3 separate regions of the Mus musculus genome follow, and all the other regions are linked to region 3. The links are chromatin loops, found by intact Hi-C in ENCODE. Cell type or tissue: heart. All regions are shown on one strand.

The links. A loop is a pair of places that touch in the nucleus more often than their neighbours do. Peaks named below come from ENCODE experiments on the same cell type or tissue, not always from the same donor. Only the 100,000 strongest peaks of a DNase experiment are listed, where the experiment ranks them.
Region 1: it touches region 3 in a loop (5-fold over the local background); 17 of 42 quality-filtered maps call a loop at or near these places.
Region 2: it touches region 3 in a loop (9-fold over the local background); 15 of 42 quality-filtered maps call a loop at or near these places.

The regions. Positions count from the first base shown.
Region 1 is chr8:47,550,484-47,558,483 of GRCm38, forward strand. Rwdd4a (RWD domain containing 4A) reads left to right here. Exons shown (of 8, transcript NM_203507.3): 8 at 212-2,354. The coding sequence ends at 244. Among named protein-coding and RNA genes, the nearest start is that of Rwdd4a, 21 kb to the left of the region's middle. In heart, a CTCF peak has its summit at 3,315 (motif pointing right); a DNase peak (open chromatin) is centred at 6,168; H3K27ac peaks cover 229 bases.
Region 2 is chr8:47,529,381-47,537,380 of GRCm38, forward strand. It overlaps Trappc11 (trafficking protein particle complex 11), which reads right to left and starts at 4,090. Exons shown (of 30, transcript NM_177240.3): 1 at 3,939-4,090; 2 at 1,272-1,497; 3 at 1-118. The coding sequence starts at 1,475. It overlaps Rwdd4a (RWD domain containing 4A), which reads left to right and starts at 4,265. Exons shown (of 8, transcript NM_203507.3): 1 at 4,265-4,563; 2 at 7,899-7,979. The coding sequence starts at 4,540. In heart, a CTCF peak has its summit at 3,905; a DNase peak (open chromatin) is centred at 4,171; H3K4me3 peaks cover 2,903 bases; H3K27ac peaks cover 1,795 bases.
Region 3 is chr8:47,688,555-47,696,554 of GRCm38, forward strand. It overlaps Gm31692 (a long non-coding RNA gene), which reads right to left and starts at 6,842. Exons shown (of 6, transcript XR_003947547.1): 1 at 6,514-6,842; 2 at 1-1,625. It overlaps Gm31638 (a long non-coding RNA gene), which reads left to right. Exons shown (of 3, transcript XR_378945.3): 2 at 2,186-2,279. In heart, CTCF peaks have their summits at 1,601 (motif pointing right) and 4,770 (motif pointing left); a DNase peak (open chromatin) is centred at 2,417; H3K4me3 peaks cover 900 bases; H3K27ac peaks cover 720 bases.

The DNA.
Region 1 (8,000 bases), 140 kb before region 3:
TGCGGAACCGGCCTTTGCGGTTGTTTTCATACCTGGTGGAAATGATTTCACCTGGGGTTGGAAGTGGTTACATAGGTTAGTTATCATCTAAGCTCCCTGACTTGAACTCTATTTCCGTTATTTGTTGAATTTTGATTCTCATTAGAAACAATGACTTAAATACTGCAGATGTCTCCACTTAATACTTGTGTCTTTTTTTTTTTTTTATCAGTTAAGCAAAACTGGCTCTAAAGATGATGAGTAGCAAGCACCTGCCGCCCAAGCAAGAGCAGCCTTTGAAAAGCGGCCTGGTTCAGCATCTCTCCTTACTTTTTTCTCTGTTACTGAGTGGCTTTTTACAGGACATGTTCTTTTGTGAGTGTCTTGAAAAACACACAAGTGGAAAGTCAATGACGAGGTTTGGCTGTAGTAAATTATTTTCACAAACTTGCCTTAATAAAAGGTCAAAGTGTAACTTGTTCAGAGTACTTTCTGAAGCTCCTGAGCATCATGGCCGGTGGATGGCTCCACAGAGGGAAGTCAGTGGTAACTTAACCATCTGGGCCAAGCGATGTGATCATTTTTAAAGGCCAACAAAGCCGTGTTTGAACTCTCAGTTCAGAAGAGCCCAGTGCTGAGTCTCTGGCATTCCTCGAACGACCCGTAATGATGAGCGTCACCTCCTTTTACTTAGATAACAAAGCGTAAGTTGCTTCAGAGTATCTGAGTACTGGAGTTGGGCTTTATATGATTCTCTGTGTAGTTCCTCTTCATTTTCAGCAGGAAACTGCTTCTCCTTAATAAATTGATAACTGTTTATGCTTTTCTCTCGGACTGGATGCCGGTGTGTGATCATGAATGCTTTCAGTTATGTGAATAATAAAAGAATATAAGAAGAAAAGTGAGGGGCCGGAGAAGTGGCTCAGTCAGTAAAGGTTTGCTGTGCAAGCCTGAGGTCCTGAGTTCAGATCCCCAACAGCCACATAAAAAGCGGGGCATGACCTGAGACGCAGAGCTGGGGAGGCAGAGACAGGAGGATTCCCCAGCTTGCTGCCCTGACAGTCTGGCTGAGTCACTGAGCACCTGGTTCAGGTAGAGAGCAATAGAGGAAGATGTAGAACATAAATCTCTGGCCTCAACAGGCAAGCACATGTGCATACACCCGTTTGCACACACATACAAATACCAGGTACACTTGCATGCATGACCGTACACCGAACAAAACAAAAACAACAAATTTGCCAAATACGTTAGAAAAGCATTTGAATAAGTGCTAGCTCTTATTTAAGATAATTCTCTTTGCTGCATAGGTCAGGATGAGAGTATAAGATGCCTTAATATTTAATTTTTGTACCGTTGGAGACAGTGGTTTTAATAAATTCCTAATATTTGCCATCGTGATGTTTTGTTGTTGTTTGGTAATAGGTCTTTCAGGGGAGTCGGCGTTAAACACACTTCGAATCTGGGGGCAGTGCTTGGGCTTTGTGGGGGTTTTGGTTTTTGGTAGGTTTTTTTTTGTTTGTTTTGTTTTTTTAATAGTGTCTTTTCAAGTATCCAAATGTGTTTCCTAATCTTGGTGTCTGTTCAATAATATATATCCACTCTTTGTCATGTTGAACTATTGTTATACATGCTTGGTTTTTAAAATCATTAGGAAAGGAAACTTGCTGTAGTTTTATTAGGAGAGGTATTGGGGTGTGTGTATGTGTGTGTGTGTATTACAGTGATTGTGTGTGATTCCACGTTGTTAGAACACCAAGCTATACTGTGTAGATTATATCAGGTTTTAAAGAACAATCAACTTTTAGAGAAGTTACCTTAGCATAAGAGCAGATAGATCTGTGGATTTCACAAAGTTACCCCTGGCTCTGGTTAAACTGTGTGAGCTGTAAAGTAAGTGTAGTCACAGTGAAGAGTTTGCTTTTGTCTCGTTTTCTAGATGAATATTGGAGATGCCTAGACTATAACAACTTTTCTTTTCAAGCTTCCGTTTGTGCAGTTTTTATTGTCATCTTGATTTGTTAGATTTTTTTTTTTTAAAGAAACATCCTGTAATAGAAAAAAAGTATTTTGTTCTGTTCTAAAGGTCATTTCTCTGGTAAAAGTTACTGTGATTCTTAGATTGCAAAGAATAATGCTAGTTAAATGCCAATGAACTATTTTTACTCTTTTTCTATGAAATGTATAGATCTCTGGGGCAGACGGTGGCAATGGTATCCCTTTTTACCTTATAAACACTTGAACACTTGCATCAGAAATAATGCTGACCTGATAATGCTCCCACTATATTTTCTCAAAGTCTGTTTACTTAAAATTGTATGAGATGACATGACTAATAAGCAATAAAGACTGAATTATAGTGATTTTTTTCTATATGTTTTGTTTCAAATCACTTCAGAAAGAATAACTTTTTAAATCTGCAGTAAAATTATCTTATGGTGTGACATGTGTGCTCCTGCTGGAACCATTCAAAGTGTCATATTCGAAGAATATTAAAAAAAAAAAAAGCTCAAGAGAAAGTAAGGAGAAATAAGAAGATGGAAATTTCAATGTGGAAGTTAAAAACAGTTTGAGCTTCTGGTCAGCCTAGAACTAGAAGTTATACCCAGACCTGTCTGCACACTTACTGGCTCAGACCCATTCTCCAGCAAAGGCCCTGAGTAAGAGGGCCTGCCTTGAACTCTGGTTCTGATGGAGAGCTAGCTATACACAAACACATACACTGCCAGTACACACTGTATCCAAGAGTTAATACACACTTGAATTTTGTAACTGGTCTTTTAATATTTTGTGGGTTCTTCTTTCTTCCACCCTTCTCCACCCTTTCAACCCCCTAACAGTAGATAGGGGAAAGAAAGGAGAGGAAGCAATGTAATGGTTAAACCGCTTCCTACTTATTGGGGGCTTCGAGTTGTCAGGATATCTAATTTCTTCTTTCTTCTTTGCACGCCACTACTTGACAAACCATGACCAACAGCAACCAACAACCCACCTATCAGGGTTGTAGCATTTATATACCCTTCTGAAAAGTTCCCAGAATTACAAACATCACACAATCACAGTAACTATCTATCTGCAGCTGGCAAAACACGCCCCTGCAGAGCATGAGGCAAATCATAGTCACCTGCTGTGGACACTCTGAAGCCGCCCTATGTCCCACACCTAGCATTGAAACAAAAACACATACTTAAATATTTCTGTCTTTTAAAGAATCCAAAATCCCAAAATTCTCCCTGCAGGATTTCAGCCCAAATCCTGCCCCCTAATAATGGTTATCCCTTGAGTATGAAATGACTCCCGACAGGCTCATGTGTTGGAACACATGTTTCCCAGCTGGTGGCGCTGTTCAGAAAGATTGTGGAACTTTTGGAAAGAGGAACCAGCCTAGGTCAAGGCAATAAGCAAGGCTGGAACTGTGGATTCTCTGTGGGCAGGCGACCAGACCCCACCCCAAGCTCTCTGCGTCATTTCCACTGAAATGAGTATGTGCGCTCATTGCTGTCACCCCTGTGCCTTCCCGCCATGAGACCATCCCCTGAATCATGAACCAGAATGTCTTCTTAAGTTTTGTCGGGTGTTTGTCATTATGATGTCAAGGTAACTGAGGCAGTATGAAAAATACAAAACAAACTTTGACAAAAACCTCAAACTATGGTTTTAGTTTAAGATGGTACAGGGGCTGGCTAAAGGGCTCAGCAGATAAAGGTGCTTGCAGGCAAGTCTCAATTTTTGTTCAATCTCTGGGACTCAAACAATAGAAAGAGAACTGATTCCTCTGATTGCCACATGCTCTGTGATACCCCACCACACACAAAAATTAATAAAATACTATTTTAAAAAATATATTAGCCAGACAGTGGTGGCACACGCCTTTAATCCCAGCACTCGGGAGGCAGAGGCAGGCGGATTTCTGAGTTCGAGGCCAGCCTGGTCTACAGAGTGAGTTCCATGACAGCCAGGGCTCTTGGAAAAAAGAGAGAGAGATTAAGTGGTACCCAAATTACAAAGGTATGTAGGTACGTGATAAAAATGAACACAAATCTACTCTAGAACAACCACATTCAACACACTTCTCCAAATAGATCCTTGTAGCACATGGAATGTCTGCTTAGCCTCAGGTACCATGGGCAGTCTCACACCGTCCTGTAAGAACCTGACAAGAAAAACTTGAGTAAGAGCCACCAGGATATAGTGACATTCGCATACCCTAAGTACTTTTTAAAAATAACTTACTATTTTTATTTGATGTATGTTAGTGTTCTGCCTCCATGTATGGCTGTGTGAGGGCGTCAGATCTCTTGAAACTGGAATTGCAGACAGTTGTGAGCCATCTCGTGGGTGCTGGGAATTGAACCAAGGTCCTTTGGAAGAACAGCCAGTGCCCTTAACTGCAGAGCCATCTCTCCAGCTCCACTCCTAAGTATTTTAAAATAAGGGAATTGCATACATTCCAAGAAACTTAAAAATCAGCAAGCAGGAATGCCCCATACAGAACTTGTCACCGGAAAGCAGTCACTAAAGTTAGTGTGCAGGGAAGAGAAGTCAGGCCAGACCAACACCCTGTAGAGTGAAAGTAATGCTAAACCTCTAGTTTAGATTTTTCTTTTTTCCTTTTAGATTTCAGCATTAAAACTTCATCCATCCCATAGCATTTCTCCACTGGCCGCAACAGGTCAGATTAACTAGATAAATCTAGCCCCAATTTCTGCTGGGGACTACAGATATGCCCAAACCTACACTTTATTTCTTCTTCTGTTTTTAATATTTATTTTTTTATTCATTCATCCATTCATTCATTTATTTAATGTAAGTACACTGTAGCTGTCTTCAGACACTCCAGAAGAGGGCATCAGATTTCCTTAGGGATGGTTGTGAGCCACCATGTGGTTACTGGGATTTGAACTCAGGATGTCTGGAAGAGCAGTTGGTATTCTTAACCACTGAGCCATCTCACCAGCCCCTACACTTTATTTCTTAAGACAAATACGCAAGCATGGCAGTCTTTCCAGAGGATGATGTAGTCAGAAAAACAATAAACTGTGTGTGGTGGCTCATGCCTTGTGTGTTTGAGGAAGGGGGGCGGGGCGGGCACACGACTGTGGAGGATTTGAGGTGAGTGTGGGCAACAGAGAGCCTGTTTAAAAATAGAAAGTTTTTCCAAAGCTCTCAGGGACTAAACCACCAACCAAAGAGTACTCATGGAGGGACCCATGGCTTCAACCACATATGTAGCAGAGGATAGCCTTATTGGGCATCAATGGGAGGAGAGATCCTTGGTCCTTTGAAGGCTCAATTCCCCAGTATAGGGGAATGCTAGGGCGCTGAGGCAGGAGTGCGTGGGCGGGTGGTGGGGCACCCTCATAGAAGCCGGGGGAGAGGGGAGTTTGTGGAGGCGAAACTGGGCAGGAGGATAATGAAATGTCAATAAATAAAATAACCAATAGAAAAATAAAAATAAAAAATAGGAAGTTTAAAACTCCTGCTACTGACAGACTCCCTTCTTTTTAGCATAGAATTTCTACAAAGTAAAAGCAGCGGGAATGACAGTCTGGCAAGGCTGTGTTTCAGAATTCAGTGTTTTGCCACAATCCAGAGTGTTTTTCAAACTGCAATTTATGGTCCATTCATGAAGAAAGAATGGGCGGTCTTTGCTAGCACTTTGTTTTTAATGAGACAGAACTAGAACCGAGCAGAGAATACCAGCATGCCCCCTAACTTTTGTGGGGGTGCTTTCTTCTTTGTGAGAGCTCGCTTGGGTTTCTGTGCTGGTTTGGGTACCGAGTCATGATGTCAAACTTACTAGGAATCGGAGGTGAAAATGAGAATCTAGAAGCCACGGTCTGTGAAGACTCAAAAATGTAAAAACATAATTTGCCTGTGGAGCGCTGAGGATTTTATTGCTGATGATCAAGTAAGGAAAACCATTAACACCAGGCGTAAGAGTGGCTTTGTACACATGATGACGAAATGTTCAAGCGAGGATCATGGCAGATAGGAAGAGTCCAGGGGACATCTCCGGTAAAGGCACATTCTTTTCCTTGTTCTCATCTCTAATAGACGAGGACCAAAAGTCAAAAAATACGTCCTGTTTTCCCACGGGTTCCACTTGCTGAGTCTCCTGCATGAATCTAGATTCTACGATAAAGTGTTCTAATGGGCTGAGGAGGGCCGAGTTGAAACAGTCAGGAAGTGGCCCCACCCTGCTGGTTTTTCCAATTGTGAGTCCAGGTCTCTGTGACTTAGGAAGTGATCCAGAGTGCTGTTGGGGTTTAGCCTGCTGAGGCTCTGACTGTGACTTCTAAGCAGCATTCTCTAGGCCGTCCTTTCTCCTTTTGTTAATACAAGAAATGTTATCTTAGAGAAGTAGGAAAATGTCCAAGAGAAAGAGAGAGACAAAATAAAAGCTTATTATTATTATTATATTATTGCTGGAAATTGAGCCTAGGGCCTTATGCATGCTAGACATTTGCCCTACCACTGAGCTGTGTCCACAGCACATAGATTTAAAACATCCTGTGTGAAATCCAATGTGACCAAAAAGAGGAGGAAGAGGAGGAGGAGAAGTAGCAGGAGGAGGAGGAGGAGCAAGAGGAGCAGGAGAAGGAGGAGGAGGAGGAGGAGGAGGAGGAGGAGGAGGAGGAGGAGGCAGGACAATGAATAAAACCATGTGCAGCTTTTGCAGAGGACCAGAGTTGGGCTCCCAGCACCAGCACAGGGCAGCCTGTAACTCTCGTCCCATGGGCTCTGTCACCACCTTCTGGACTCCGTGGGCACCTGCATACATGTGGTACACTCAGACACTCAAACACAACAAACAAATCCTTTTTTAAAGACTATTTATCTTATACATGTGAGTATATTGTCTCTTCAGACACACAGAAGAGGGCATCAGATCCCATTACAGATGGTTGTGAGCCACCATGTGGTTGCTGGGAATTGAACTCAGGGCCTCTAGGAGAGCAGCCAGTGCACTTAACCGCTGAGCCATCTCTCCAGCCCACAAATAAATCTTTTTAAATAATATGATGGATACTAAAGGTCAGAAACATCTGGAGGAAGGGCTTCGGGGCAAAGGCATGGCTCAGCAATTAGGAATGCTTACTGCTCTTGCAGAGGATGGGGGATTATTTCCCAACACTCCATCAGACAGCTCACAACCACCCGGAGCTCCAGTTCTGAGGAATCTGCTCACACTGCAAGGTGAAGCTGGAGGGCCTGTGGTGTGTTGTTGTTGTTGTTGTTGTTTTGTTTTTTGTTTTGTTTGGTTTGGTTGGTTGTTTAAGAAGACCAAAGGTTGCCTGTGGCCAGCCTCCCTTAGGAAACATCATGAATCCCTGTTAAACCCTGTTAACCCCTGTTGCCTGGTGAGATTCACCCCGAGACTCCTGGAGTGGATGCACACAGCTCCCCCACATCCCTTAACTGCCGTGTGTCCTCAGAATCCTTTCCTGGACGTCTATGCTTCATCCGTTTTCCATTTCACTTGACAAATGCCCTCCAGAGGCAGCTCAAAAATTAACTTTTAAATTGACAAATGTGAGTTGTTTTCATTAAAATCCCCCAGGATAACGGAGAAGCTATGGAGTCTGGAATATAGGGATGTCTGTCCATCTGCTAAAAGAAAAGCCTAGCTCCTGCCACGGGCTGGCCAGTGGCATCTGCTCAGTTGTCCCTGCGTGTCCAGTTTACTCTCTCCTGTCTAGGTTTGAAAATATCGCTTTAGTAAAAGTCATACATGGTCTGGCGTGTCTTTAGTCTCAGCACTGGGATCAGAGGCTGGCGGATCTATGTGAGTTCAAGGCCACCCTATTGTAAAGAAAGAATTTCAGGCCTTCCAGGACTGTGTCTGAAAGTCAGCCATCAAGTTACTTTGAGACCTTTCTGCGGTGTCCCTTCTTATCTCCTTCCCATTCCAGGCAGATGATTCTGTGGCCCATGTCTGTGACCCCATTCCCTGTGACCCTGTCATGTGGCCTTTGTCCCGGCTGTTGCCTGTGCTCCGGGAAGTCCTCTCCAGACTC
Region 2 (8,000 bases), 160 kb before region 3:
GCTCGTCCCAGTCCAGCTCATAGAACACGACCACCAGCGCCGGCACCAGGTTCAGGTGCTTATTCATCCAGCCCGTCTTTAAGACCCCTTTAGGGATGTACCACTCGTACGACGTTCTCTGCCAACCGTGACAGAAACAGTTAGCTGGTCAGAAAAGAAGCTGAGGCTGCCTCCAGAGTGCCAGGCACTCCACAGGTGTGGGCCTCAGCCAGTGTGCACACTGCCCACTCCCAAGAGGAGAAAGTCAGCCCATCAGAAATTAATAAAAGGTGTCAGAGTGGAACCTCAACCCCACAAACACTACACTTCCCATGAGAGGAAGAATGTCCAGAGCAAAAAGCAAACAAAGTCCCAACAATGCCAAGGCTCTCAGCTCCTGTCAAAGTATTCAGCCATTTTCCAGGCCTGCTCCTACCCTTCCCCACTCCCATTTCTGTCCCTGTAAAATAATAAAGTGAACTAAAATCCACTATGCCTTCATTTGTTTACGTACTGTCCTGACAGCAATTCACCTTCCCTGTGGATAAAATAAAAATGGTTTAAAAATGGGGGAAGCTGAACCCAAGTGTAAAGGCCATGGATTCCACACGATGCCAGCAATGAGGAACGGGTAGCCCCACATCTTCCTTTTAAGAAGATTACTAAACTATGGAGACGTGGGGCTGGGGGTCAATGAAAAGGAAAGTGGGATGGGGAGGTAGAACGGACACTTTCTGCAAAGCCTGGGAGTTCCTGAGCTCAAAACTGGAAGAAAACTAACACTACAAGTTGTTATCAGACCTACACACACACACACACACACACAATCTCTCTCTCTCTCTAAATTAATTTTTTTAAAGATTTAGTCTATGTATGGGAGTACACTGTAGCTGTCTTCAGACACACCAGGAGAGTGTATTGAATTCCATTACGGATGGTTTTGAGCCATCGTGTGGTTGCTGGGAATTGAACTCAGGACCTCTGGAAGAGCAGTCAGTGCTCTTAACCACTGAGCCATCTCTCCAGCCCAATAAATTTATTTTTTAAAAAGAAAAAGATGTACGTTCATAGTATAGAAACCATTGCAATTAATCAGCTTGAGGTTAAAATTAGGCGTTATTAAGCATATGCATATATTCCATAGTGTATGAAAATACCCGTTTTTCCTTAGGCACAACCATGACCTTTACCCTGATAAACCCAGGGGTTTTATAGCACACATAATTGGGATAGGATTGGTAGGAGGAAGAGGACAGGGCTGTGAATGAATGCAAGTGATCTTATGTCATTACCTTTGATCTACATTTTGGATATTCATGGTCACCTGGGAGCACCTTGAAAGAAATTGGTACCCGGTCAGCTCTCCGATTGGCACAGAAAGCATCCCAGACTGCTCGATGGACAGCATTATAGACAACATCAAGGCCAGTGAGTGTAACAAAAGCCATCGGCCGGCAACATAACTCCACAGGGAAGTCCCACTGTGTGGGGCTCATGCTGAGGGCGTCAAGGAAAAATCTGAAACACAAATGCCAAGATAGGCATAATTAATTTTAAAAACCAACATCACTACCTAATTATAAACACTGCAAAAAGACAAAAGGCTTTGTATATACACAGTCAAGCAAATAGAAAAGAGCAACGTGAAAACTTTAATTACTAAGTCAGATTTATTAAAATTACTAATTGCACAATTTCAATTTCACAGAAAAGGTTGTACTCAGTTTTCAGATAAATTCTCTATTTCCAGTAATCTTTCAAAATGTATATCAAAGTGTGGAATGAACAGACTAAGAAAGCCGGTAAGTGAGGAAATTAAAGTAGTTCCAGCCTGGTATGCTGGCACATGCTGAAATCCCAGAGTGCAGGAGGCTGATACAGGAGGACCAAGTGTCCAAGACAGGCTGGTGTAAAACAGTAAAGTAAGACTCTGTCTCAAAAATCTTATTAAAAATATTCAAGTCATATACGTGCCCCGTTATCAACCACAGTCAATAAAAGTTAAAAAGCTATTGACTTACATATATATATATATATATATAAAAATCTAACTTTCTCTGATTTCTTTGGAATTACAATTATCTAATTTCTCAATACTTAGAATATAATTCATATAAAGTGTGAATTATTTAATAGCTGCTTTTTTGATTTTCATAATATAGGATGACATAATAGGTAAAGGAAAATGTCTAAGAGAGACACCAGTAATGAATGGAAATCCCTAGGGCATGTTGGTATTGTGTCCTTTCGTTAAGTCTACAATAAACGCAGGTATGCATTAACTTTACAAAATGACTGTACAAAAAAGGTGCTTATTCCAATCAAAAGGGTCACTATCTATTTAAAACAGTTCCTTATTTCTGACAGGATTTATCACCTGCTTTTTTAAACAGTGATCGCCATCATCACATTATACACACCACAAGGTAATCTCTGGGAAACTTTTAGTGTAAATGCCACCTGGTCCCTAAAATGTGGATTATTTCTACCTGAAACGCTAATCACCTTTACTAATTAGCTACCTCACACTCAAACGCTAAAGGAACAATGGATAGTGCAACATGAGTTGGAAAGCTTGCCAGAAATGATGTATCTACACCATAAGCTTGCAGAACTGCTTCAAAAGACCTTTGGGGAGGGTTGTGCTATGAGGGCAAAGAAATCCACAGCTTCTGGGGAGTAAGATGAAGAGCAAAATAGAAGTGGTCAAAATATAATATGGCTACCATATCTGCCTAAAACCAAACAGTCTAGATGAGAATGTGAAAGGGCCTTTTCCCTTGATCTTAGAGGCTCCAAAGAAATAGCTGTGGCCCTTGAATATTGACCGGCTATAAGGGGAAGTAGAATAAACTTGCAAAGTTTTAAAATTAGCACCACCTGAGAGGTATACAGCATGAATCAAAGAAAAAAAAAGTCAAAATTTCCAGCAGTTATGTTAGAAGGGAAAAGAGAAGTTGGCTCAGAAAGCACTCCTGAAAACCCATCATTGGAGAGGCAGAGGCAGGGGGCAGTTTCAGGCCAGCCAGGGCTATGGAGATATCAAAGACAGCCTCCCAACTCCCCCCCAAAAGAAAAAGAAAGATGTGGGATTTTAGATATATTCTATTTTAGCCAACAATATTTTCCAAACATCATTATAAGTTATCGATGAACTTGTAAAAACCTATTTGTGCATTGTCTTCAAGCCTGTGCGTATTTTATAGGAACTGCACACCCTCCGTTAAACTAGCAGATTTCAAGTGCTCTCTAGCCTTCCCTTAGTTACTGGCTCTCACAGCTGACAGTGTAAATCTTTTCCAACAACGTCATGAAAACTACACCAGCAATCCCGGCTTTATTCTACCTTACAAGCTTGGACACTTGCAATGGTCCTGACTATGCTGTAGGAAAATTTAAAAAGGAACGGAACAGGACAAGTGTTGACTGAATAGATTTCAGTGACACACAGGAAAGAAATCGCTTCCTGATTTCCCGGAAAATAATGGAGAAACCAAGCAAACCATTGACAGAGAGGGAACATGGAGAAGTACAAAGTTAAGTCCTCAGCACCAGATCACCTCGTCAGTGCAATCTATCATAGAAGAGAAACAAGCTAACCCAATCAGAGTATCTACTAAAGAAGACGGCTATCAATAAACAGGTGGTTTGGGATGCAAGTCACCGGCTAACAAGCAAGGATTCAGAGACATCCGATTGCAAAACGCTCAAATGAAGAACCAAAGGGCTGTCCCTAGGATCTCAGCATTAGGCTCTAGTAGCTGCCACTGGGCAAGGAGAATAACCTCAAAGTCCTAGAAACTGACATTATTTTCCTCCACCACTCCCACCTCTCTGGCAATAATTCTTTGCAGGGGAAGGAGAAACGCCAAGATTGCATCGGTGGACGCCAAGGGGAAACGCAGGCCACCAAGCCAGCCGGGATAGCCTGGCCTGGAAGGTCTCTGGGCCCAACTCACCCTGGCCGCACGCCCTGGACCCGCTGCAGCTGCGGCGAGTCGCCGTCAGCCCCGAAAGAGGCAAGAGAGCCAGGCAGGGGCGTCTAGGAATGCGGCCACCGACAAGCAACAGCCCCAGCCGCAGACCGGGCGACAGAAGGCGACACTTCCTTTTCCCCGCCTCCGCTGGCACAGGAAGCACTTCCTGGGCTTGAGTGACAGCACTCCACACCAGTCCTGGAATAGAACGGGTTTCCTTGTTAGGAAGGTGTTCCATTTCCTAGAGGAGAAAGAGTTGGGGGCGGAAAGAGAAGGAGCCAATAGGAGACGCGATCGTGAGAAGGGGCGGGGCTTCCTCGGTACCGCCCATCAGTAACTGGTCAGAGGTCTAGGTGTCCCTTAACGTGATCCCGGTTCCCGATCACACATAACGCGATCCTGGGTTCCCGGCCCACAATCGACTGCCGGTGGCTTGGTGCTGCCGAGGATCTGGAGCGCACGAGGTCGTACCCACGGCTGCGAGGAGGATTTCTCTAGACCGAGGCGCGGAAACGGGGTGCCCCGGCCTCCCGCCCGCTGCCCGCCCGTTCATCGCGGTAGCGAACGCCGTGCGCCCGGCACGATGGGTGCCAACGAGGACCAAGAGGTGAGAACCCAGGACTAGACACCCCTGTCCCGGCGCAGGTCACGACGTGGAGCACCCAGACTTCGCACGTGTCCTTTGCTCTGAGAACCTTCTTCGCCTGTCCGGATGTCCCACGTTGGTGGTTCCCCTGCCAGATAGCACTGGGCAACCTTATGGCCAGCAAGCACGAATGGGTTACGTGAGACTCAGCCTCCCGCTTCCCTCATTTGTCATTTTTGTATTTAGGTCTTCCTAGATTTCCTTGGTAAGATGAGTGTCCTTGGTCCACGACCCTAGAGCACTTGGCCGTCCTTAAATCCCTTGTGTGGCTTAGCGCTTGTGTGTCGAGTTATTCTGTCTTCAAATCTGAACGCCTTTAAATTTGAAAACTTGTGGTCTCGTGGAAAGGGTCGATCGAGTAAGTAAAATCTCTACAGAAAAATGAATGACCCTGGTGTTTCGGTTTCTGTCCATAATGCTCAGTGAAGTCACTCCTCAGTCTGTTGTTGAGGGATATACAATATTTTTGAGCATCCTCATGTCAATCAGAATTTTGTAGTTTGTGTTTTGGTTTTTGTTGTTGTTGTTATTGGTGGTGGTGGTTTGTTTGCTTTGCAAAATATCAAAGTCGGAAGGAATAGGTCCTATAAATCACCTGTCATTGAACTTTCCAACTCTGTAATGTGTCCAGATGAAAAAGGAAAAAGAGCACCCTAGCTTGGTGAACGTGGTAGAGTAAGGATTAGAAGATAAATCCCACCTGGCGGTAGTGGTGTACGCCTTTAATCCCAGTGTTAGGGTGGCAGAGGCAGGCTGATGTCAGAGTTTGAGACTAGCCTGGTGTTCCAAAAATGCCTTCTCAAACAAAGAAGACAAATCTTATGTAGCAGTAGACTCCTTGTGTAGTAGTAGATACATAGTAATTTGTTGTTTGTTTTGAATATGTTGCTTAAAAATTAACATTTGACAATGTGGGTGTTAATAGAATCTAGACTACAAATACTCCATACAGGAACCCCACATTCACAAGGTAATTGGTATCTGAATATCCTGCTAAAATATTCTTACCAGTTCAATGAATCCAAAGCATTAATAAATCCAGGTGAGGGAGACTAGAGAGGAAGGGTTAGAGACTACTAGTGAGTGGTTACAGACATAAATGGAGAAGAGGAAAGTCTAATGTCATTTTACACAGTGAATGACTCGTTTTACAGTACCCTGTGCATTTCATAATAGCTAGAAGAGCTTCGAATGATTCATTGACAAATAAGTGGTTGAAAACTTGGGGTGATAGTTGTAACAGGGACACTTACCAAAGAACTGCATTGTATCCCATAAATAAATACAATTTTTAAAATAGTTTTTTTTTTTAACATATATGAGTGTTTTGCCTACATATATGTATGTGTACCACTCGGGTGTCTGGTACCCAAAGAGGCTGGAAGAGGATGTTGGATACCCGAACTGGTGTTCTAGACAGCTGGGAACCACCATATAAGTGCTAGAAATTGAACCAGGTCTCTCCGTTCTTAACCCCTGAGCCATCTCTCCAGCCCCAACCAATAAAATTATTCTGTGTCAGTTTGAAAATAGTTCTTTCTCCGAGCAAAGCACAATGTAACACTTAATGGATTTGACTGCCGGGCCACCATCACCACTGGTTGCTGACTCCACCTCAGACCTAACGAGTCAGAATTTCTGTGGTAGAGTCCAGGAATCTTTGATTTCAGCAGCGAAGTTTTATTCTTCCTCATGATAGGTGTCTGGATCTTTGAAGATAGTTTCCTGCCCGGTTTTGAAGATACTGCCTTTGAAAAATAAAACAAAACAACTAAAAACACATCATATGTTTCCAGTTCACTTTTGTTCATGTATCTTAGTTCCTGTGCTGTCCTGAACTGAGTATAAGGACAGAATCCCCTCCATTTGCCTCTGCTGAAACCGTTGCATCACACTGTCTTCTGATTTACTGTCTGTCCACATCCACTTAGTGCTTTCTACAAAGTAGTTCATCCCACATCCTCTACTTATATATTTAGGTGTTAAATGCAATATCTAATGTGATAATGTTAATATTTACCCTGTTAAATATTATCATAACTTGGTTTAAAAGAACTTTGGAGGGGGCTGTCCTAATTCTTTCATCGGCTTGACTTATATTTTCTTATCAGATTACCATCCATCCATTTTAACAACCTGTCATCTCTTTTTGTTCCTGCCCAAGTTATTAATTAGAATATGGAAAGAGATTATGGCCAAAGTGACATTCTCGAGTCCAGTTTGAATGTCTGTGTTTTTCTTTGTTGTTGCTGTTCTGCATTGTTTTTGTGCTGATCTGTCCTGGAAAGGGATCCTTGCTGGGATCTAAAGAGACTGAGTCCGCCGACCTTCTCTAAAGTACAGAGTTCCGCTGAGAAGGATTGTTGAGCTATATCGTGATGTAATGCTTGCAGAGTCCTAAGGATTCTAAGCTCGCCTGCCCTGTTTCTTTATGATCTAATCTGAAAATTGTACATGGAGAATAAATCAAGGTCACCCTCTTTAGTCTGCAGAGTTAATGACGTCAATCTTTTTGAAAACTAAAACAGATACTCTTGTCTTTGTTTCTCCCAGACTCAGCTCTCACGCACAGTGATGGAGATTTCTCATTTGTGGGACCACAGTGTTCTGAGAACAAAGCCTGGGCAGGGGTTACTAATTAGCATCTTCTCTTCTAGTCTCTCGATCATCTTGAATAGATCCTGTCAATTTTCTTTCTGATATTCTTTCTTGGGACTGAGCTGTACTACATAAGCATTGTATTACTTTATGGAAATGATTACCGGTATAATTGATGTTCCTTTTCAAGTGGGAAATTGTTGTGCTTCCTAGTTCTCATTTCCAAGTATTTTCAAGTTGCTTTAACCTAAATCTTTCCTCTACAGTATAGAGAAGGAATATGGTAATGTGCTCTTCACGGGGTCTATTCGAGAATTAAGTGAGCTGATACAATGTGAAACTCGTTAGTAGCACTCAACACCTACCCTTTTTTTTTTTTTTTTTTTTTTTTTGGTTTTTCGATCAGGGTTTCTCTGGAACTCACTTTGTAAACCAGGCTGGCCTCGAACTCAGAAATCCGCCTGCCTCTGCCTCCCAAGTGCTGGGATTAAAGGCGTGCGCCACCACCGCCCAGCTCCCAACACCTACCCTTAAGGTACCTGTTGTTAATGTGATTGTACTGTGGTGGTATGCGCACATATATTCTTGTTTTGGGGCTACATTTTACATCAACTATACAATGTGGGTTTGAATGAGAAGTTAAAGTCTTTCTAATCCACGCATGCCATTTAACAAAATCCGCTGATTTCTTTTTCCAGATGGAGCTAGAAGCTTTACGGTCTATTTATGAAGGAGATAACAGTTTCCGGGAATTAAGTCCAGTGTCATTTCAATATAGGGTAAGACACAGCAGGGACAGC
Region 3 (8,000 bases):
CTAACCCTTTAACACAGTTCCTCATGCTGTGGTGACCTCCAGCCATACAGTACTTCATTGTTACTTCATAACCATGTCTTTGCTACTATTATTAGTTGTAAATATCCGTGTTTTCCAGTGGTCTTGGGCAACCCCTAGGAGGGGGTCATTTGACCCACTCAGGGGTCAGGACTCACATGTTGAGAACCACTGGTCTCCCTTGGAGGAAGGAAAGGGCCGTTCTCCAGCTTCCTATAAAACTGTCATGTAGTCTGAGGGAACATTCCAGTGTCATATGAGACTATTAAAATTTAAATAGAGAAGTCGGGAGCCGGCTCAGTGGGTGAACCCCTAGTGAGGCCCTGAGTTTGGATCCCTAGAGTCCATGTGAAGCCCACAGGCTCACATCTGCAATTCTGGAGCTCCTAGGTCAACAAGAGGGCCTGTCTCAAACAAGGTGAACGGCTAGAGCCCACAGCCCAGTCCGTGCTCTGACCTCCAAACACGCACTGTGACACACATGTGCACACATACTGTTATGTATTTTCTGATGGACATAGAAAAGTGAATGGTGGTGCACGCCTCTCATCCCAGCACTCTGGGCAGATTCAGGTGGACCTCTGGGAGTTCAAGCGCAGCTTGGTCTGTACAGAAAACTGTAGGCCAGCCAAGACAACATAGGGAGACCCTGTGCCTTAGGATTTCAGTTGCTGCAATGAAACACCGTGACTAAAAACTAGTTGGGGAGGAAAGGGTGTATTTGGCTTACACCTGCACATCGGTAGTCAATCACTGAAGAAAGTCAGGCCAGTAACTCCCACAGGGCAGGAACCTGGAGGGCAGGGCTGGAGCTGATGCAGAGGCCGTGGAGGGGTGCTGGCTTCCTTCCCAGACAGCTTTCTAATAGGACTTAGGACCATCAGCCCAGGGATAACACCATCCACAATGGGCTGGGCCCTCCCCCATCAATCACTAAATAAGACAATGCCCTCCAGACTGATCTTTTGAAGGCATTTTCTCAACAGAGGCTCCCTCCTAACTGACGACTCTAGCTTGTGTCAAGTTGATATCAAACTAGCCAGTATCAAACTAGCATGGCATGGCATCCACATCCGTACCCAGTAGGGACTGAAGGATGCTGAAAGGACCTGGAGGCCAGATATGCTTTGATATGTTAAATAGGCGCCTCAGCCTTGGCCCTGATTTGAAACTTAGCAGGAAGGGACAGGGCACAGTCACAATTTGAACGGAGCAAAACCAAACTTCAACTGTGTAACTGCAGTGTCCAGTGTCTGGGAGTCACTCAAGATCTTCTGGGCTCCTCCAGGGCTTGGGCCACTTCTCTGGATCCACCCTCTGCAGCTCACGCAGCCCGTCTCCTAGGCTTTGGATAGCTCCCCTCCACTGCTGCTGCTGTTCTCGGTGGTCATCCCATGGTACTGGCATCTCCAAAACGCTGGGATCTGGTGCTGTAGTCAGACATCGACTGAACACTGAAGGCGGGTCTTCACTTCCTAATAAAAGTCTATTTTCCTGTGCTAGAAAGATGACTCAGCGGTTAAGGGCACTTATGACTCTCGCAGAGGGGCCTCTGTTTGATTCCCAGTACCCACAAGGTGGCGCACAACCATCTGCAGTATGAATACCTGAAAGAAAAAGAAATCTAAAAAACCTCTTGAAAGGTCAACTATCTTGGTGTAAGTGAAAACTATTTTGATATTACAAATAGCATTGATTGGGGGTAGACGTTGTTTTACATAAACAGAAATAAGTTTGAGGCCAACCTGGATTACTTGAGAACATATGTCAAAACAAATAAAGTACTTATACTACTGTCATATTTCTGCCCAACACTTTTTCTACTGTGTATCTTTTTATAATTAAATTTACAACGTATATATTAATTTGCATTTAAATGATGGGTAAATAAAATTCCATCATTTGAAAACAGTCCTGTCCTTGGTTATTCGGATTGGTTTTAGACTTTTTCTTAAATATAAGGGTTAAATGGCCATCTCATGCTTATCAATTTTTCTCTAGTTTTAAAAAATATTTCCTTAGTAGACGACCCTTGGGAGAAGACAACTAGGTAGGCGCTCTAATCGCCGGTGGGCTCTTCTCTTCTGCATTCCAGTTTGCACCAAAACCGATTGCTTCCCTTAGCGCCTTTTGTTTTCTCACTGTGGGATTTCCTATTTTTCTGCAGTGGCACTGACAGTCAGCACAATGGCCCCTGCGGTTCTAAGCCACAGTTCTACTTAAAAGAGAAACCCTAAATTTGCATCTGGACTTCTGCTGCGGTAAGTTACCGAAAGCTAAGTAAAGGAAACCCAGGAAAAGTGAGAGTCAGGACGCTAGCTTGTCGGAACACCTTCCCCACCTTCGGTCGAGACTGGGTCTCTTCCTGGCAAGAGGGGATACTTTGACAAAGGGAACAAAGGACAGGCTGGGCGCTTGCCCGGTCCTGTGACGAAATAGCAGGTTTCAGTCCGGCACCTTCCCGTCCCCTTCCTTTCCCATTATTACTTCGCGTGGTTTTATAAATACCCACACCCAGCTTCGTTTTCCTCAAGCACAGGACGTACACTCTTGAAGTTTTTCCTTTAGCTTTGACTCCATCGCCATGAGATTTAAACTCTGAGAAAAGTTTATAACTAGGTGGCTTAACGGGGCGCTGCGCAGGCCTTTAATCCCAGCGCTTGGGAGGGTAGAATTCAAATGGGATCTCTGAATTCAAGTGACAGCCAGGGGTACATAGAGAAACCCTGCCTCGAGAAAAAAAAAAAAAAAGACAGACTTGCCACACAAGGATGAGGGTGTCAGTTCTAGGCCCCAAAATCCACTTAAAATGTTGGACCTGACCAACACTTTATCGGATGGAAAACTGAGGCTGCCGGTCTTGCTGGCCTCACCTAGCTCCGGGCTCAGTGAAAGACCCTGTCTCACAGAGGTCTATATGGTGGAGTGTGGCAAAGCAGACCACCCAATGTCCTCTAGACACGTGCAACAGCACACATACATACACATACACCGCACATATTCATACACACACACACTGTTGAGGCAAACTGCATCTTGTGTTCTGATTTAGCAACAGATATCACGTGATATAATGTGGAGAGATAACAGTGGATATATTGTACTTGTGTTTTATAAAAAGATAAGGCAAGAAGAAATGTGTTTGGTGGCTGTGCGGTGGGGTGCCTCTGCGGGCCCATGCTGAGCCATCCCTTCCCCGTGAGGGACTAGCCACACGACAAGGGCGTTATAGTATAGAATAGAGTTTATTCAGGGCAATGGGGAAGGGAGTTGAGGAAGTAGAGTTAGAGAAAGGCAGAGAGAGAGAGAAAGGAGTAGAGGCGGGCCATGAGCACGTGGGGAGAGAGTGGAGAGGGTAATGGGGGGGGGGGGCGAGCAGGAGCAAGAGGACAGAGCAAGAAAGAGCAGCCCCTTTTATAATGAGCCAGGCACACGCAGCTGTTGCCAGGTAACTGTGGGGCGGAGCCTAGACTACACGCCCACAGTTCTTCCAAAGGACCTGAGTTTAGTTGCCAGCACCCATGTTGGGCAGCTCCACAAGCACCTGTAACTCCAGCTTCAGAGAGATCTGATGCCTGTAGACTCTGAGGGCCCCTGCTCTCATGCGCACACGCGCACACGCACACATCCACACATAATACAGATAAGAGAACCAGAGAACTGACGATACTAACACCTTTACTTTTATTCTCGCTCTGGGTACTACTTCGAGAGCACTTGTACTATAAAGTACTATATATTTTTTTGGCTTGTAGAAACCAATCAAGTAGTCAGAATTTACAGACAACGAAAACTAATAAAAGAGTAAAAGAGGGCATCATTGACTTATGGTGCATTTATTTAGTCGGCACATCAAAAATGTCACTGAAGAATTCAGAATTTCCATCAAAAGGTCATATGTTGTATAATTGTGCAGATAAAAGTTCTCAACACGAGAGCTAAAGGATGAAAATGAATCTCTAAAGATTCATATAAATCTGGATGAAGAACGTGTCAAGGATGTGTGCTCTGAAGGAAGGAAGAGAAGGCACAGAAAACCGGAGTGTCTACAGAAAGAATGGCTAATGGTGACAGTAATCAGAACCTCTGTGAACTGTCATCCACCCAAAAGTGAGACTATCAAGTGTGGTAGGGAACAACCCTTACTCCAAGCACTTAGGAGGGAAAGAAAATGGATCTCTACAGGTTCAAGGCCCACCTGCTCTTCATGCTGATCTCCAGGCCAGCCAAGGTTAACATTAGAAAGACAAGGAAGGAAGGAAGGAAGGAAGGAAGGAAGGAAGGAAGGAAGGAAGGAAGGGAGGGAGGGAGGGAGGGAGGGAGGGAGAGGGGAGGGAAGGAGGGAGGGAGGGAGGGAGGGAGAGGAAAGAAACAGGAGGGAGGGAAAGAAAGAAAGAAAGAAAGAAAGAAAGAAAGAAAGAAAGAAAGAAAGAAAGAAAGAAAGAAAGAAAGAAAGGAAGGAAGGAAGGAAGGAAGGAAGGAAGGGAGAAAAAGAAAGAAACAAATATGACTAATAGCAGAAATGTAGGTTAGAAAAAAGATGAAAAACTGTGTGTTCAAAAGGAAAAAGCTAACCTATTAGTAAATTTGGAAGCAAAATGTTAAAGTAATCCTAATGTATTTGACACATTAAATGCCCAATATTTGTTTGTTTGTTTGTTTGTTTGTTTGTTTTCCCAAATAAGCCGCCTTCTTTTTCCTTGCTTTTGAAGTTTATTTCTTAGGCAATCGTGCCTGTATGCTGCCCCCTGGTGGCCAAAGGATCTCCTCTTTGGACATTCCACTTATGCCTGAACTTTCTGGGGCAGGATGTTGTAACCCAGGGAACCAAGGGTCTGTTTGTTTGTGCTTTTACCCTAGAAAGAACACTAAAAAGTGAGAGGGTAAAGGAATTTGTTTCTAAGCCTGACAATGTGAGTTTAATTACCTGAAGGGTCCAAAGGGTACCCCATTTCCCTCTAAAAGGGCAGGCCCCACAGACTTGGTCCAACATTGAGACTAGGCTCAGTGCAAACTGGACTTCAGAAACCAAGAAGGATTTCTGATGGTTAGATTAAAGCCAACCTTCCTTGGGAATTTATGAAATAGGCTCCCACCAAAAGGAGTCATTTCCCTTGCCTCTGGCAGAAGAAATGTGGCTCTTCATTGGTTTATACCTGTGACAGCTGTCAGCATATCCAAGTCCATATTGGCTTCCCGGCCCCTTCAGTGCCTATTCACAAGCACCCATTACACATTTCCAAGCCCCATGCTAGCTAGCATCCTGGCCATTCTCACCCCAGATGTCCATTCGTTGTAAGGACAAGCTTTATCTCCCACAACCCCCACCACTACCCTCCATTTCCCCCACTCCAGTTGCCCCCCTCCCGTCTGTCCATGCACACACACACACACACACACACACACACCCAAACACACAAAAAACACACGGAAAAACTGCCATGAAATAAAAAATGATGAGTAAGTTCTGGGTTCAGTCTCCAACAGTGGAGGAGAAAAAGAAAAAATAGCAGAGTCTGGTTTAAAACTTATTTTAGCATGGTGGTGGTGGTACACGGTTTTAATCCCAGCACTTAGGAGGCAGAGGCAGGTAGATCTCTGAGTTCATGGCCAGCCTGGTCTACAGAGCCTGGTCACAGAGATACCTTGTCTCAAACAAACAAACAAACAAACAAATGTAATATAACTCCTCATTATAGTTTTAAATATGGAAGAAAATTACTTTTATTCATAACACATGTTATATACAGTATATCATTCTTTATTACCCCTAAGCATGTTGGTGGTCTTTTAGGGGAACTTGGATGAAAGTTAGAACTCAGTTTTTTCATCTACACTATTGGCATCCTTTAACATATTTAATGCTATTTTTATACTTTTTACTTATTAGCATTTTATTTATTTATTTATTTATTTATTTATACTCTTCCAGAGAATTTAGGTTGAATGGTAGTTCACAAGCATCTGAAACCCCAGTTCCAGGAGAATCTACTCCCCTTTTCTGGCCTCCCCAGTTACCATCATACACATGGTGTGCAAACATGCATGCAGGCAAAACACCCATACACATAAAATTATGTAGATAAATAAATAATAGTTTATAACTAAATAAAATCCTTAAAATTCAAGTTCTCGGGCGGAGCAGAAGATACAAAGCATCGTTCTAGCCATGAAGAGGTGTTGAAAGGTATTTTAACAAATGCTGGTGAGGATGTGGGGGAAGGGGAGTCCTTTCCCTGATGGTGAGTGTGTAAATTAGTGTGACCATTATAAAGATGAGTGTGGACATTTCTCATAAAACCTAAAGAAGACTGTATGTCATCCCTGGACATGAACCCAAAGGGGTCTGTATCCTACAGAGCCGCTTGCACATCTGTGGTCATTCAATAGCTAGGAAATTCAAAATCAGGGATGCATGATCGGAATTATTCCCAGGAAAGTGGGTGGAGCTAGATCACTACCGAGATAACTGGGGCTCAGAAGGACAGAACCTACCCGTTCTCTTTCATACGCAGATCCCAGCTTTGCATGCGTAGATTTGTTTAATTCTGAAGTGTCTATAGAGAACAAGAAACTAGAAAGAGCTCCGGAGAGGGAGGGACGAGCAGAACACACAAGATATGAAATCAGAAGAGCAGGGGATACTGGGAAAGGAAAGGCTTAAGCCAGGACAGGGATGAAGAGACAGGAGGAAGGAGGAGGTGGATGGAAAGATTTAAGCAGGAGATCAGGGGCAAGATGGCTCAGTGGGAAAAAGCCCCTGCCACGCAACCCTGACAACCTGACTCCACAAAGTTGTCTTCTGACCTCCACATGTGTGCTGTGGAACATGCGTGACCACAGACACACACACACATACACACACTAATGTCGTTTATGTAAAACTAAGACTTTTGGATCCTCATATATCCTGTGGTTACTTAATTCTAAAATGTACTTTTTAAAAAAGGAATTTTGAGCTGAGGCATTGAGGATAACGCCACGCCCACAAGCCCTGGGATTATTCAACAAAAACCCTAGTGAGTCTAGGTTCTGACAAGCTGGTATTTAAAACTAGCCATCTGTAGTGGATTTTTTTTTTCAACTTGACTAAGCTGAAGTTATTTGGGAATCAGGATTCTCAGTTAAGAAAACACCTCCATCAGATTGGCCTCTGGTAAGTCTATGGTGCGTTTTCTTGATAAAGGATTGTTGTGGGAGGGCTGAGAGCCCAGAGCACTGAGGCTAGTGTTATTCTGGGCTGGTGATCCTGGGTTATATAAGAAAGCAAGCAGAGCAAGCCATGAGGAGCAAGCCAGTAATCAGCATTCCTCCATGTCCTCTGCATCAGCTCCTGCCTCCAGCATCCTGCACGAGTTCCCACCTTGATTTCCCTCAATGATGGACTGTGGTATGGAGGTGTAAAGCAAATTAACTCTTTCTTTTCTGAGATGCTTTGGCCCAAAGGTCAGAAGGGTTTATCAGATCAACAGAAAGCACACTAAGACACCATCACTGCACCAAAATGCAGAGCATAACAAAACAGAGACCAACTTGGGAAGGGTTATTGCATGGCCCTGTTCTAGGTAGCAAAGTATGCAACTGAGGTTGGAGTATTTGTGTAATTGAACGTGACCGTCCTGAACAAGCTCAACATGATGGTGTGCCTTCTTGCTACCATGGTGGTGGCATGACTGTTGCTGTAGATAGTAAGACATTCAACCGAAATGGCTAAGCCATGTTGGAGTGTCACGGAGAGCATCCCACGGTGAGTAGCATCCACCATGTGAGTGTAAGGATGCCCTGAAATTGACTGAATGACAGGAGAATACATTGCCATCCCTGAGAGCATCGTATATGGGACAAGACTGCTGACAAGCAGTCATGTTGATGTGGCTACTCCTGGGCATAAAGGGACTTGCAACCGAGGACAAGATGGTCCTGAGGGGAGGTGTGCTCATGTAAGGGAGGCGTCTAAAAGGGAAAGGGACGTATGGACAGCA